Regions from separate parts of the Homo sapiens genome. Here region 2 is linked to region 1. Evidence: read pairs that join two places in POLR2A ChIA-PET (ENCODE). Cell type or tissue: PC-3. All regions are shown on one strand.

Region 1 (8,000 bases):
CTGAGCTTCACCTCAGATCTGTGGGACAAGACCAAAGGTTTCTCATACATGAGAACTGGAGTCTCAGATGGAGAAGAGGAGGAGAATGAGGAAGAAAGAATACTTCAATACTGGCTGAAAAGTTTCTGTTGTAGTGCAAAACATAAGCTGAAACAAGCAGTTCAGTAAACAAGAAATGAAATAAAAGAAAATTACACCAAGGCACATCACAGACAAACCATTCCAAACCAAAGACAACATCCTCAACGCAGCCAGAGAAAAATGGCCCACGGCATACAGCGACAGAAATGCTAGAGGACTTTTCTTTAGAAAAACAAGAGCCAGAATATAGCAAAATGACATTGTTAAAGTTAAAACAAAAACTCTCAATGAAGAATTCCATAATTAGCCAGAATGAAGGCAAAACAAAGATATTTTCAGATAAATGAAAACTAAAATCCACTGTCAGCAGAACTGCAGTGAAAGAAATGTGAAAGGAAGTTCTTCAGGCTGACGGGAAATGAGACCAGATGGAAATTCCAATTTTCAGGATAAAATGAAGAGCAGTGGGAATAGTAAATAGTATGGATAATATAAAAGACTATCATCTTTTTCCTTTTCCTTTCTTAGAATAGATGCAAAAATCCTAGCCCTGTTTTACATGGTGCAGAGCACACGTAGCTGGACCCATGTGACAAGTACACATACAGGACAGGGCAGAGCTGCACTGATGATGCCTGGTAAACGGCTGACAACTGGTGAGGACGGGGCGGCCCCTGATCTGTGTCATCTGCCGATCCACAAAGCATAAATGCTCTGCCACGGCTGACGACATGCCACCATCAGCCACCAATGCAACATCAGCGGGCTTTAAAAAATCCTGGAGGCCGAGCGCCGTGGCTCACATCTGTAATCCCAGCACTGTGGGAGGCCGAGGCGGGCAGATCACCTGAGGTCGGGAATTCAAGACCAGCCTGACCAACATGGAGAAACCCCATCTCTACTAAAAATACAAAATTAGGCAGGCGTGGTGGCACATGCCTGTAATCCCAGCTGCTAGGGAGGCTGAGGCAGGAGAATCACTTGACCCCAGGAGGTGGAGGTTGTGGTGAACCGAGATCGTGCCATTGTGTTCCAGCCTGGGCAACAAGAGTGAAACTCCGTCCCCCCCCGCCCCCGCAAAAAAAAATACTGGAAAGTGAACGACTGGCTCTCAGGAGATACCATGAGCTGGCCTCGGCACCCCAATGAACAACACAGTGACAAGAGGCTTCTGTGTCACATGGAGTGGCTCAACATTAACTCAGAGTAGAGCCTGAAAAGGTAAAGATGTGTAGTGCATTCCTGTTGCTTCTCTTAAATGGGGGGCTCATAGAGGGCGCAAAGTCCTAGCGTCCTACAGAAGCTCTTCTACGATGAAGAACTTGACTCCTCCTGTGTCTCTAATCACATTTTCTTCAGGGAAATTGAGAAAACCATCACTCAAATGATTCTCTGTGCCCTGGGGTTCAAATCAGAATCCGTGGCTGAGGAATGCTACAGGCAACCAGCTTAAAAATAGTAAGTACAGATGGTCCCTGACTGAAGATGGCTGGAGTTGACGATTTTTCGACTTTACAACAGTGCAAAAGCAACATGCATTCAGAAGGAACTGCTTCGAGCGCCCATACAACCATTCTGTTTTCCACTTTCAGTACAGACTCAATAGATTACATGAGTCAAAACTTCACTATGAAGTGGGCTGTGTGTTAGATAATTTTGCCCACCTGCAGGCTAATGCAAGCGTTCTGAGCACATTTAAGGTAGGCTAGGCTAAGCCATGATGTGTAGCAGGTGTGGTGTATTCACTGCATTGCAACTTGTGGTATTTTCAACTTGCAGCCCCCACTGTAAGTTGAAAAGCATCTATGCGGTAAAATGGAACTGTCTAATCTAGGTGAAGGGTACTCACTGTGAAACTTTTTCAACTTTACCGTGTGTTTCAAAGTCCTCATAATAAAATGTTAGATAAAGAACCCATAAGGAAATTGAAACTATCAAGGCTTCTCGATTTCGGCTACACACTGGAATCCCAGCACAACCCAGGAAAGGCCACAGACTGTGGGCATTTTAGAATTTAGATTTTAGGGCTGGGCGCAGTGGCTCACGCCTGTAATCCCAGCACTTTGGGAAGCCGAGGCGGGCGGATCACGAGGTCAGGAGATCGAGACTATCCTGGCTAACACGGTGAAACCACGTCTCTACTAAAAATATAAAAAAATAGCCGGGCGTGGTGGCCGGCACCTGTAGCCCCAGCAGCTACTCCGGAGGCTGAGGCAAGAGAATGGCGTGAACCCGGGAGGCGGAGGTTGCAGTGAGCTGTGATTGCGCCACTGCACTCCAGCCTGGGCGACAGAGCAAGACTCTGTCTCCAAAAAAAAAAAAAAAAAAAAAAAAAAAAAATTTAGATTTTAGGTGAATTCTTGTCTTCTTAGAATTCATGTTCTAATTGGTTGGGATAGATTTTGTTTTGGAGTTTGGTCTTTAGCTCTCTTCAGCTGTAACAACGCTGCATGGCAAACACAAACCCCAGGGGCACACAATGGAAAACATTCATTTAAAATAATTTTTAAAAACTCAGTTTTAATCGATAATATGGTAAATACCTATAGATGTGACCCACATAAACATGGATTCTTTGGAATCTCTAATTTTTAAGAGTGCAAAGGGGTCCTAAGACCAAAAAGATTGAAAACTACTGGTATATAAACAAGTTTAATGAAAGTATACCTCCTTCACTGTCTCACAAAAAGAAAACTTTAAAAAATTATAATTCCTCAAAGTCCAAAGTTACAGAACTTACTTTGTTGAGAGTATTAGTAAAAGCAGTTTCCATCTCAGCTTGTACACTACAACAGCTTCCCTAAGTTTCAGTAAATCATCAACACAGGGACTGGAGCGCTGGAGAGTGCACCGCAGTTCTCAGCCACACCCACGAGGGGCAGGGGGCTCAGAAGCCACACACAGTGACCTGGAGCTGCAGCCAGGCACTGGGTACGGGGTTTACTAGGCTACAATCTCTACTCCTGAACTGGAAAATGTTCACAATAAATAGGTCAGGAAAAAAAGGAATGATTTCACTGGTTAATGTGTACTCATAGGCACTGCCCACACAACGGTGTGTTTTCCACTTTCAGTACAGTCCCACCTTTCTTTTCCTCTGCTATTTTCTTCAGCCAGCCACAGGGTTAAGAGCATTAGCTCTGGCTTTGAATCCCAGCTGACCTCAGGAAAATTTCTTATCTGTGACTCAGTTCTCCCATCTGTAAAATGGGGTAAAAATCACCACATGGGATCAGTTAGAATTAAATAGGTATAATCAGCCCTCAAAGGGCTGTTATGAAGATGATGTAAGTCAGTATCTGTCATGTAAGTTAGTCATGTGCTTGGACTGTTGTTCAAGTATATAAAAGCTTCCCTAACCTTTTACATACTAAGAAATTTTTTAAATGTCTGACCACTCTATAAATTAAACTGTATCACTGTAAGACTTCTGAAGAAGCAGAGAAAAACCAAAACAGAAGTAGGATACAGAAAAGACAGAGAGAAAACTTTATAGTAATAAAACTATACAACTTACTGTGACTTTAGACTTTCTGAAGGGCAATAACCTGCACCCAACAGAATATTAAAAGGATTCACATGAAAAGTGACTAAGAAAACCAAGTTAACTCACTTGCCAATTTCCGGACAACAGAAACCGCGACCCTCTATGACTAATGAATGGAGAATGCTGCAGGTAATTAAGAGCGTCTGCTCGCTGCGGTATTTTAAGCACTGTGGGGTTTGAGAATGACCACTCGTGGCCTCAGAGCCGACCCGCCAGCCTACGCAGGCTTTGCCACAGCTCACATGAGAGTCAGCTCACCCTCTGTCTCTCTGGGCACCAAAGCATGCAGACGAGACAATGACAGATACTCGCTACTTTGAAATTATACAGAAAAAAAAAAAAAAGAATGGGGATGTCAATAATTACATCCTGAAGAAAAAGCACTGAAGGGTCCATCCCTTAAGATTCACAGGGTGTGCAGGGCACAGGTTCCTAGGCTGGACTGTCTGGGGACAAAGGAAGCGGCACTCCACGGCAGGCCTTTCTCCTGGGATGGCATGGGGGAAGGAAGAGGAGGAGCCCTTTCTACAGCGGAGGGACTCCCTGCAATTCCGACGCCAAGTGTCCGCTCTGGGGTTGGAGCATCGCGGCATCACCAGGATGAGGGTGCGGTGAAGACGCTCAACCAAGAGCCACAGACCCTCCCAAGAGCAGTGGATAAGACAAAGACTGTTGCGACCTCAGGGGGTTGCTACGAGGGTCAAGTGGGGACAGGAGCCCTCGCAGGGCTGCAGTAAGGAGTTACTGTCTCCATACCATACCGTGCTCATTACATCAACAGAGGCTGCAGCTGCTGGGGAAATGGGTCCTTCCTGAGTTAGGATCTAAATCAGAGACAGGTGGCTCTCGATGGCGTTGTCAGAACGGGACTTTAGAAACAAAGCAGTTATGAAGCCTGTGGAAGGCACGAAGCGCCGTGCCAGGGACGGGGACGGTGCGGGGCGGTTGGGGGAGAGCGCACAGGGTGAGCGAGTGCGGCTCTGGGCCTCACGTGGCGCACCTGCTAGGAGACAAACATCTTTGTAAATAACACAGGGAGAATAGAGGCCAGCAGATGCGGACACAGCCGGCCTCGGTACCTCTATGCCATGGGGGCTCAGGACCAGTGACCCCACTGGAAAGCGCCACCCTGGTCTCTGTCTCCCCACTACTGACGATTCTGCAAACCACACAAGCATTTATTTTACCGGGTATGCATTATCTGGTCCATCTAGTCCTACAAACCACCTTACTCTCCCCTCCCCAAAGCCTCCACTACTATGGCATGGTTACCAACTTTGCAGCTGATCATAACACGGCAGAGGCTGGCGTGCAGAGCCACAGGGGCTCAGGCCGCGCCTCACTACCCACGCTGAGCTGTCCACGTGTACGTTAAAGAAAAATAAAGACTCAGGTAGCCAGTCACATTAGCCATGTTTCAAGTGCGCGGAAGGCACGTGTGGCTGCTGACAACCAACTCAGTGCAGGTGGAAAACACTCCGTCACCACAGAGAGCGCTTCAGGACAACACCGCTCTAGTGGTTAAGGATGATTTCCATGTGGGGTGGGGAGGAGGGTGTAAAACTTATTCCTCCCACCCTTTTTTTTTTTTTGAGATGTAATCTCACTCTGTCACCCAGACTGGAGGGCAGTGGCACGATCTCGGCTCACTGCAACCTCCACCTCCTGGGTTCAAGCAATTCTCCTGCCTCAGCCTCTCAAGTAGCTGGGATTACAAGCGTGCACCACCAGGCCTGGCTAATTTTTTTTTTTTTTTCAGACGGAGTTTTGCTCTTGTTGCCCAGGCTGGAGTGCAATGGCGTGATCTTGGCTTACCACGACCTCCGCCTCCTGGGTTCAAGCGATTCTCCTGCCTCAGCCTCCCGAGTAGCTGGGATTACAGATGCCCGCCACCACGCCCAGCTAATTTTGTATTTTTAGTAGAGATGGGGTTTCTTCATGTTGGTCAGGCTGGTCTCAAACTCCCAACCTCAGGTGATCCGCCCACCTCAGTCTCCCAAAGTGCTGGGATTACAGGTGTGAGAAACCACGTCTGGACTTCTCCTTAAAAAACATCAATAATTGAGATTTTTACAGCCAAAGCATATTCATGTATTGCTTATAGAATTTAGAAAAATACACATAAGATTGGCATTTATGAAAGATCTGAAAGCATTTAACAATGCCCTCACGGGGATCTGGGGTGTGCCCATCCTCCGTCCGTCAGACGTCCTCCTGAAACCCGTGCGTGCACTCACCTTTGCTGTGTTTTCCTAAGGGCCTCTTGGGCAGCGACTCCTCCGTGGAATGTGCTGATGTGTGCAGGGCATTCTCCAAACTATTACTGACACTGCTGACAGGGGCCTCAGTTCTTGGAGTGATCTGAGGGAACAGAAACAGAATCATCTTATTTTCTCCCACGGAGTTAATAGGGGACAATTTTATTTGTTAATTAAGTCTTTCATAATTACCTTGGTTTCCATTTTTCTACAAAACATGTATTATTATAATAATAAGCCTTCCCCAAGAAAGATGAAAATTTCACCTACTACTCTCCACTGAAAGTGCAAAAGAGCTCAGATAACTTGAGTCAAACACGGGCGCTTACGTCTTGTGGCTGGGGTTCATCGGGTGCACAGAAACTATGGTAGCCAAAGAGGCCGGGCACGGTGGCTCACGCCTGTTATCCCAGCACTTTAGGAGGCTGACGCAGGTGGATCTCTTGAGCCCAGGAGTTCAAGACCAGCCTGGCCAACATGGTGAAACCCCATCTCTATTAAAAATACAAAAATTAGCCAGGCGTGATGGCAAGTGCCTATAGTCCCAGCTACTCGGGAGGCTGACGTGGGAGGATCACTTGAACCCAGGAGGCAGGGGCTGCAGTGAGCCAAGATGGTGACACTACACTCCAGCCTGGGCAACAGAGTAAGGCTCTATCTCCAAGAAAAAAAAAAGGAACTATGTTAGCCAAGGTGGCATGAATTATATATTTTTATTTGAGGCAAACTTTTATTTTCATATTTCTTCAAATCAAATAGCTCCCTATAAAACGAATTACACAGCAGGACTTAACATTCTCCTTCTATAAATCTTAAATCATAAAATGCTTTAAAAACAACAGCAAAGAACAGAATACAACTCGGTCTATTTGGGGTACAGTTTGAAAAAGCATATCCTAAAATTACATCCCAATTCCATTTCTAGGAATTCACCATACCAAGTACTCACACGTGAGAAAATGACCTGATGGGGTGTGCCCACTGCAGGAGTGTCTGTGACAGGGAAAGCGGGGCACACCCTCAGTCCCCATCGACAGAGACCTGCTAAGCACAGACAGTGTACCTGCAGGTGACGGCCGCCCCCAAGCTGTGGGTGGGGGAGGCCCTCCTGACCACCAGTGCTCCCAACACACAACAAGCGCAGAAACAAGCCACGGGCTAGCCAGGCTCGTCCCACCCCTCCTGCTTCCTGGGTTCAGTGATGGTGTGAATGTGGAATAAGCCGGAAGGGGCCCAGAGGGGCGAGAGGAGGGGGGTAGCAATAACCTTCATTCCCTCCCCATCAGTATTTTAAAATTTCACAGCCAAAACACATTTATAACTTATAGGATTTAGAAGAATAAAAATGGCCAATGCTGTAACTTCTTTACAGTCTCAATGTATTTCAAAATTTCGGAGGATATGAGAGGCGTAAGATTTTAAAGTTCATCAAAAGAGCTGATAAGCAATGCTGCATTCACAGTATGGGAAAGTACATGGCACAAGCAGCCTGGAAAATGGCCTGACCTCTCCAGCCTCCACTTGTTCTTTCATCTCATACCTGGACGGTAGGTGGCAGTTGACCAAAACATCCCCTAAGTTCACTCACAAGCACAGATCCCAGCACTCGCTCTGCAGAGGGCTGGCCAGGTAGGCGTGGCCTCGACCTCAGACAGGATGAAAGTGGAGGCGGAAGCTGGAGTTGGGAGGAAAGGGTGGAGACTGCTGCCACTCCGGCAGGACCAGCACCTGCTGTATTCCACAGACAGCAAGCCACAGGGGCCACACCCAAGTCCATAGCGAGATCCTCTGATCCCAGCTCTGTCAATGCCCCTGCCCCCCAGCAAGAAGCCCTCCTGGGCTGTTCATGCAGGGAGAGGGACTAACAGATCCCACGCGGCTCAACAGATGCCTTCCAAGAAAAGCAACTTGTCACAGGGCTACATAATTGGGAAGTTTATGTAACTCGAGAAAATAAGGCCGGGCGCAGCAGCTCATGGCTATAATCCCAGCACTTTGGGAGGCTGAGGCAGGAGGACTGCTTGAAACTATGAGTTTGTTACTGGCCTGGGTAACAGCGAGACCCTGTCTCTATTTAAATTTCTAAAAAAGTAAAAAAAAAAAAAAAAGTCCTA
Region 2 (8,000 bases), 120 kb after region 1:
GGTACCCTCTCCCACTCATCCACTGGGGGGTCTCGAGGCCTACCAGCTGAATGGGGGCTTACCCCTCCCACCCCTCAGTGAGGCACAGACTGCAACTGAACGAACCTGTCCTCCACACCCTGGCACCAGCCACCCCTCCTCAGCTTTTAAAATACTTTAAAAAGCAGTTATCAAGAAATACTGATCAGGCCGGGTGCAGTGGCCCACACCTGTAATCCCAGCACTTTGGCAGGCCAAGGTGAGAGGATCACTTGAACCCAGGAGTTTGAGGCCAGTCTGGGCAACATGGAGAGACTTCATCTCTAAAAATAAAAAATTTAAAAAAATTAGCTGGAATTATATATTTAAAAATGTGCTCCCAGCTACTCAAGAGGCTGAGGCAGGATGGTTCCAGCCCAGGAGGTTTCAGTGAGCTGTGATTATGCCACTGCACTCCAGCCTGGGCAACAGTAAGACCTTGTCTCAAAAATAGGCCGGGCGCGGTGGCTGACGCCTGTAATCCCACCACTTTGGGAGGCCAAGACAGGTGGATCACTTAAGGTCAGGAGTTTGAGACCAGCCTGGCCAACATGGTGAAACCACATCTCTACCAAAAATATTTTTTAAATTAGCCAAGCATGGTGGCACGCGCCTGTGATCCCAGCTACTCAGGAGGCTGAGGCAGGAGAAACACTTGAACCCGGGAGGTGGAGGTTGCAGTGAGCCGAGATGGTGCCACTGCACTCCAGCCTGGGTGACGGAGTGAGACTCCGTCTCAAAAAAATAAAATAAATAAGTACATGAATCACACTAATCAGAATTTCTTGTGTTCCACATTTCACAGATGTTTTTACACAGAGCTCTCAGAAGCCCTGTGAGGAAGTCCCTGTAGGGAGAATGCTCAGAGATGGGAAGTCGCTGCCCAAGGCCACACAGCTGAGACCTAAACCCTGGATATCTCCAGGGCTGTCCCGTTGATATCTTTCTTTTTTTTTTCTAATTATACTTTAAGTTCTAGGGTACTTGTGCACAACGTGCAGGTTTGTTACATATGTATACATGTGCCATGTTGGTGTGCTGCACCCATTAACTCGTCATTTACATTAGGTATATCTCCTAATGCTTTCCCTCCCCCCTCCCCCCGATATCTTTCAATAACATATACACAGAGACAGCTGTCAGTGGGGACACTGCCTGGACGCCGCCCGAACACTGCCTGGATAGAGGACAGCTAGTTTGGCATTCGCTTCAGAACCATCTCGGGGAGGTAGAATGGGAGTATGGAGGAGAGAAGATGGCTCCCAGGTGGAAGCTGGTAATGAGGCCCAGGTGGGCACCCCAGGTGGCACCCTAGGTGAGCACACGGGGTTCATTACACTCTGCCTTCTTAGATAGATGCGTGTTTGTCATTTTCCATAGTAAATGGTTTTTGTTTTTTCAATGATCTTGAGTAAGTATATGAGATAGCGTTAAATATAAGGCAAGGCTTCCCTCCACTCCCAAAACAGATCCCTTTCAACAGCGGGTGTGGCAGATGTGGTGGAGCTAACGCAAGAACACAAGACTGGCCATGGAGGAGAACGGCTTGAACCCGGAAGGCGGTGTTTGCAGTGAGCTGAGATGGTGCCATCGCACCCCAGCCTGGGCGACAAGAGGGAAACGTCGTCTCAGAAAAAAAAAAAAAGGACTGGCCATGTATTGATCATTACGGAAGTTCAGTGGTGGGTACATGGGTGTTTTTGTTTGTTTGTTTTTTGTTTTTGTTTTTGTTTTTTGAGATGGAGTCTTGCTCTGTTGCCCAGGCTGGAGTACAATGGCACCATCTCAGCTCACTGCAACCTCCACCTCCCGGGTTCAAGTGATTCTCCTGCGTCAGCCTCCCGAGTTGCTGGGATTACGGGTGCGCACCACCACACTGGGCTAATTTTTGAATTTTTAGTAGAGACGGGGTTTCACCCTCTTGGCCGGGCTGGTCTCGAACTCCCGACCTCAGGCGATCTGCCCACCTCAGCCTCCCAAAGTGCTGGAATTACAGGCGTGAGCCACCGCGCCCAGCCATGGGTGTTTATTATACTACTGACCCTACCCTTTTATGGGCTTGCAAATCTCCAAAATAAAAATGAAATAATCATAAAAACAAACTATATCAGTTTAAAAAGAAAGTCATCTAACAATTGAGTCTTTACAGGTTGGTCTTTTAATGATTTCACTTTGCACAACCAAGTATTGTTTGGGGAAGACACCTTGTTCTGAAACAACCTCAAATGAGGCTCTACTAAGAAATTCTGAGAGGAGAAACGGAGGGAAGCAATTACAAAGGAGGCAAAAACAAAACAAAACAACAACAAAAAACCACCCCACAGATTCAGCAGCTCTTCCTGGGGGAGGACCTCCCACTATAGATGTTGACATGAATAAGCCTTTTAAACATGTCTTTAAAAAGAAACACTGGGCCAGGCACGGTGGCTCACCCCTGTAATCCCAGCACTTTGGGAGGCTTAGGCAGGAAGATCACTTGATCCCTGGTGTTTGAGACCAGCCTGAGCAACATAGCAAGACCTTCTCTTTACAAAAAGTAAAAATTAAATTAGCTGGGCATGGTGGTGGGCGGCGGTAGTCATAGCTACTCAGGAGACTGAGGCAAGAGAATCACTTGAGCCCAGGAGGTCGAGGCTACAGGGAACCATGATTGCACCACTGCCTCCAGCCTGGGTGACAGAGTGAGACCCTGTCTTCGAAAAAAAAAAAAAAAGAAAGAAAGGAAGGAAAAAAAGAAAGAAAAGAAAAAAAAGAAACAGTGGTCGTGAGGAGCAGAACTCAAGCCTACAAGTCAAAAAGCAGGGGTGTTGGGGGGGGGGCGCGTGCGGCAGGAGCGGAATAAAACCTGTCATATTTTTTTTTTTCCAGAGACAAAGTCTCGCTCTGTCGCCCAGGCTGGAGTGCAGTGGTGTGATCTTGGCTCACTGCAACCTCTGCCTCCCGGGTTCAAGAGATCCTCCCACCTCAGCCTCCCATGTAGCTGGGACTACAGGTGCATGCCACCACGCCCAGCTAATTTTTATATTTTTTATAGAAACGAGGTTTCACCATGTTGGCCAGGCTGGTCTCAAAATCCCGAGCGCAAGTGATCTGCCCACCTTGGCCTCCCAAAGTGCTGGGATTACAGGTGTGAGCCCCGTGCCTGGCAGAGAGTTGTGTCTTGATAAAATGGCCCTCAACAGTGCCCCGAGTGGATTAAAATCTCAAAGAACTCAGAAGTGAAAAGAAGATGATGTGCTTTGGAAAACAGAATTAGAAGACTCAAGAAGTGGTTCTTGAAGATAACGGCACCAATGTTGATGACACAGGTGATGGATGTGAGTAAAGGGACCCGAATGTGAAGTGGAAGAAGCATGTCTTCTAAATTAATGCATTGCATGAGGGTGAGTCAACTGTTGCACCGTCAACCCAGACATTTACGAGAGGTGGCGCCATGGGTTTCTTCTTCACACAAGTTCTAGTTGGGTGTGTGTGGGTGGTCTTCCACATGGTGACTCAGGGCCCAGGCCCTTTCATTGTGGTGGATTCACCATCACCCAGGCTCCAGTGTCTGGGGAGGATTCCTGGCATCCAGCCAGAAGATGGGGAAGGCTGGGTGTGAGGAGTTTCCAAGGCCAGGCATGGAAGCGGTGCCCACCATTATGTCCCAATCTCATTGGACAGACTCTGTCATGTGACTGTCCTGACTGCAACAGAGGCTGGGAAATGGAGACAACCTGTACTGTCAGGAGTAAGAGGAAGCAATTTGATGAACAACTGGCTAGTCTCTACCCCACACCCTGTCTTATCTCACTTTTGATTTCAAAATGCATTTCTAATTTAATCAATGAATTATATTTTATAAGCACTCATGTGACTTTTCCATCCACAATCAAAACATTTACATCTTGAAGATGGATAAAAAACATTTTAGAGGATCCAGTTGGACATTGCCCTGTGTTTACGGTTCCCTTGTATGTAAGGCACAATTGTTAGTTCTTGGTTTGGAAAGATGTTTGCATTAGATTCAGTGAAAAAAGCAAGTTAAAGAGCTCACACCTACAGAGGTTCTACTGTCGCCCACACAACAACAACTCAGGAGGTGAGTGGCTTGGCTGGAGAGTTCAGCGTGGGACCCCCACAGCGTGGCTTCAGCATTTATTGCCTCCTGTGACCACACGGGAGGTAGAAGATGATTTTATTTTTCTGTGAAAAAAAATGTGTATATGCATGGAAAAATGTGTATAAGCAAACACCCCAAAATATTAATAGTGACGATTCCTTGAGAATAGAAAGGGGGAAAATTTTAGCAAAATATTAGTAAACATTTTATTTGCCCATACATACGGAAAAGTGCACAAATTGCGAACGTCCAGCTTGATGAATTTTCACAATTCCCATGTATAATCAGCACCCGATTAAGGCATAGAACATTCTAGACCTCCTTCCAGGCCCTCCCTCCTCTCCCAAGGGTGGCCAGCCCAGCTCCAAATGCCCCAGGCTAGTTTCCAAGGTTGTGGCCTCTGAGTCATCATAAACAGAGCCTCCCAGGGTCTGGCCTCTTGCACACAGACTTGTGCTGTGAGAGTCATCCTTGCTGTGTGTGCGCGAAGCTGTTCATTTCCTTGCTGTATAGTGGAGCAGAGGCGATCTCAGCTTTCCGGTATGATGATTTATATTTCTCATTAATCTTCAAAATTTTCAAAAATCAAATGGAGGAAAAAAACAAGTTGATTTTCCAACAACAAAAACCCAGCGCTGTCCTGGGACCTCTGGTCCAGGAAAAGCTGCAAAACATACCATTTCTGGCCTCGGCCAGCCTGTCTGTCTGTCAGCAGCGTCACCGCAGGCGGCTCCTCTTGGGTCCCATGATCCAACTCCAGCAGGCAGATGAGGCCTGGAGCCAGGCGGGCGGCAGCCCAGCTCCAGCTAAATATACGTGTGGGAGGCTCCTCCCGGCCTGTGGGTCCCTCCTGGCCCTTTTCTTTCCCACTAAAGCTGGAGGTTCGGGAGAACAAAGGCAGCTCCCCTGAAAGAGCCAAGGCCAGGCGGGAGGTGCCCTGGAGAGCGGCCGAGCCCGAGAGCCGGGGCAGGGCTGCCTCAGACCAGAGAGCCGGCCCTGCCAGCCATCGGCCGTCGAAGAAGGCGTGCAGCTTACGCAGACCTCGGGTGATTTTGGAGCAAAGCTCCCAGCACTTAGCTGAAACGGAAAGGCCTCTGCAGCCTGGAGGACATATGGGGTTCCCCCTCCCCTCCGAGGCCAGGCTGCGGGCAGGCGTTCTGGAGCCTCCAGGTCTCCCACACCACCCACGCCCCGTGAGCTTGCAGGAGCTGCCTGTCTCCTGGAGTGCTTCCTCCTGACTGTGCCATGAGCACACGCGCTAGATACACGCTGGCCTTCTTGCCTTCCTAGCATGGGAAGGAGCTAGAACCAAGGGAAAGATGGGCCAGAGCGTCCCTCTGCCGTGTGGCTCAGGGGAAACAGCTCTGCTCACATCTCCAGGATCTGCCTTGGAGGCTCAGGAGGAGGTGGGTGCAGAGCCAGCCAGAGGGCTTTGCATCCCAGCCCCACTGGCCACCACCTGTGTGGTCATAGGAAAACCATTTTGCCTCTAGAGTCTCAGTTCCCTCATCTGTAAAATGGGGATGACTGTAGGACCCGAATTATAGTGTTGTGAGAATTAAGTGGGTTAAAAAAATAAAACTCTTAGAACAATATTGGGCTCATGATAAGCACTTGATATTATTAGGTGTGCAAACTCACACATGCACACATACACTAATACATACACACACACACATTCATGCATGTACACACGTACCAGTACACACATACACATACATACACAGCCATGCACACAGGGACAATTCACATATATATACGTATATACACATGCAAGCATACATATATCTATACATATGTACATTACACATGTATACACACACATGCATACAGAGACACACTATGACACACACACACACACACGCACATGTGAGTCACCTAAAATCTGGACCAGGGCCACGTGCAGCCCTAGAGAAGGAGAAATCTCGCCGTGCCTGGCGCAGTGGCCTTGGGAAGGTCTCCTACTTGTTATTCATTCTCCTTCTAAATTATTATTCATTCTTACTAATGACAAAGCGGTTCCTCTCTTGGGTCAGAGGCTGGCCCTGCTGTCTTAGATTGGATTCCCTGGGGAGCCAGTTCCCTGGGAGCTGGGATCTGAGTAGAAAGAGTCTGTCGGGAGGGGATCCAAGAAGCACAGTGGGAGAGTGGGGGCGCAGTGGGGAAGGGAAGGAGCCAGCCGAGATGTGGCAGTAAGCAGCTGGGGCTCTGTCCTGCTGCAGTGTGGGGGCAGGGGGCAGTCGCAGGACAAACCGCAAACCTTGACTCCCGTTTGTTGTTGGACGAGGGCTGCTCCTGGGGCGAAAAATCCCAGCACTTCCAGCCTACCGTGTGCCCCGGACTCTGGCGTGACCCTCGCTCCTAGATTCATGGGCTCTCTGGCGACATCTCTGCACACCTGTTGGCCACACGTGGTCCTCTATTCACACATGAGCAGATACTCAGTGCAGGCGTTCACGTGCCAGGCCAGGGTTCAGGGGAGCGAGGCACACATCCCTGCCTGCAGGAGGCTTACCCCCTTCATCCAGAAGGTTCCACAAAGCCAAGTAGAATGGGAAAGTGTGGGGGGGGGGATGTGAAGGAGGTGGACAAAGGCCAGACAGCAGTGAGCTCTGAGGGATGGGTAAGAATTGGGTGTGGGGGGTGGTTCCTCAAAAGTATATGGAGAATCATCCTATGACCTAGCAATTCTGCTTCTAGGTGTCTACTCAAGAGAATTCAAACAGGCGCTCAGACAGATACCTGCGCACCCGCGTTCACAGCAGCATTACCCACAACAGCCAGAGGCTGGACACTACCAAGGGTCTGTTATGGTTGAAGAGATAAACACAGTGTGTATACAGTGGGGTGTTATTCAGCCACGGAAAGGAAAGAAGCTCTGAGTCACACCGCAACATGCCCTGGAAACTGTGATCCAATCATAAAATATGATAACATATTGTGATTCCATTTATGTGAAATGTCTGCAATAGGCAAATCCATAAACACATAAAGTTCATGAGTGATCGCCAGGGGCTTGGGGCAGGGGTCAGGAGGGGAAGGGGGAGTGGCTGCTAACGGGGACGGGGTGTTTTGGGGTGATGTTTTGGGGTGATGGGAATGCTCTGGTGCCAGATGGACGGTGCTGCTGGTTGCAACAACTCTGTGAACGTACCAAATGCCACTGTACCGTTCAGGTTAAAATAGGCAGGGCATGGTGGCGCGTGCCTGTAGTCCCAGCTACTCGGGAGGCCAAGGCAGGAGGATCACTCGAGCCCAGGAGGTCGGGAGCTGCAGTGAGCTGTGATCACACTGCACTCCAGCCTGGGCAACAGAGTGAGATGTCATCTCTAAAATTAAAAAATAAAACCAAATAAGTAAAATAAAATGGTTAAAATGACACATTTTGTTATGTGAATTTTGCCTAAATAGAGTTAGCAGGGAGCAGGGGGGATTCCAGGCTGAGGGATCAGCATCACTAGGGCCCAGGGGACAGAGGCGCTGCTCAGCGTGGTACCCAAGGCAGCAGCAAGGCCTTGTACAGAAAGCGAGGGGATGGGTGCAAGAGGGAGCCTCCTGGCCAGTCCCCGAGCTTGCCTGGACCATGACCTGAGAGCAGGAGGGGGTGCAAGAGGGAGCTTCCTGGACAATCCCCGAGCTCGCCTGCACCGTGACCTGAGATCTGGCACGCCCTAGGCACTGGCTGCTTCATCTCCTGGGATCTCTGTCATCTGGAGGTAGGTAGATGACTGATCCCACTTCACAGATGAGGGGAGTGAGGCCTGAGGCTCAGGGAGAAGGGTGGGGTGGGCAGGGATGGGAAACCCAGGTCTGTCTGACTCCCAAGCCCCTCAGCACTGGCGGGGAGTCCCAAACCCCTCCTGTGGCGAAGGCTGCTGGG

What was found. Peaks named below come from ENCODE experiments on the same cell type or tissue, not always from the same donor. Only the 100,000 strongest peaks of a DNase experiment are listed, where the experiment ranks them.
Region 2: POLR2A ChIA-PET joins it to region 1 with 12 read pairs; 3 of 35 experiments call an interaction of 5 or more read pairs at or near these places.

What each region holds. Positions count from the first base shown.
Region 1 is chr16:87,454,143-87,462,142 of GRCh38, forward strand. ZCCHC14 (zinc finger CCHC-type containing 14) reads right to left here. Exons shown (of 13, transcript NM_015144.3): 2 at 5,866-5,989. Among named protein-coding and RNA genes, the nearest start is that of ZCCHC14, 35 kb to the right of the region's middle. RefSeq lists an enhancer at 3,031-4,230. In PC-3, a CTCF peak has its summit at 7,434 (motif pointing right); DNase peaks (open chromatin) are centred at 3,409, 3,739 and 7,499; H3K4me3 peaks cover 1,333 bases; H3K27ac peaks cover 2,496 bases.
Region 2 is chr16:87,577,499-87,585,498 of GRCh38, forward strand. It overlaps LOC124903749 (a long non-coding RNA gene), which reads left to right and starts at 4,486. Exons shown (of 2, transcript XR_007065171.1): 1 at 4,486-4,660; 2 at 6,821-7,499. In PC-3, no CTCF peak of the experiment used is centred here; a DNase peak (open chromatin) is centred at 4,543; H3K27ac peaks cover 636 bases.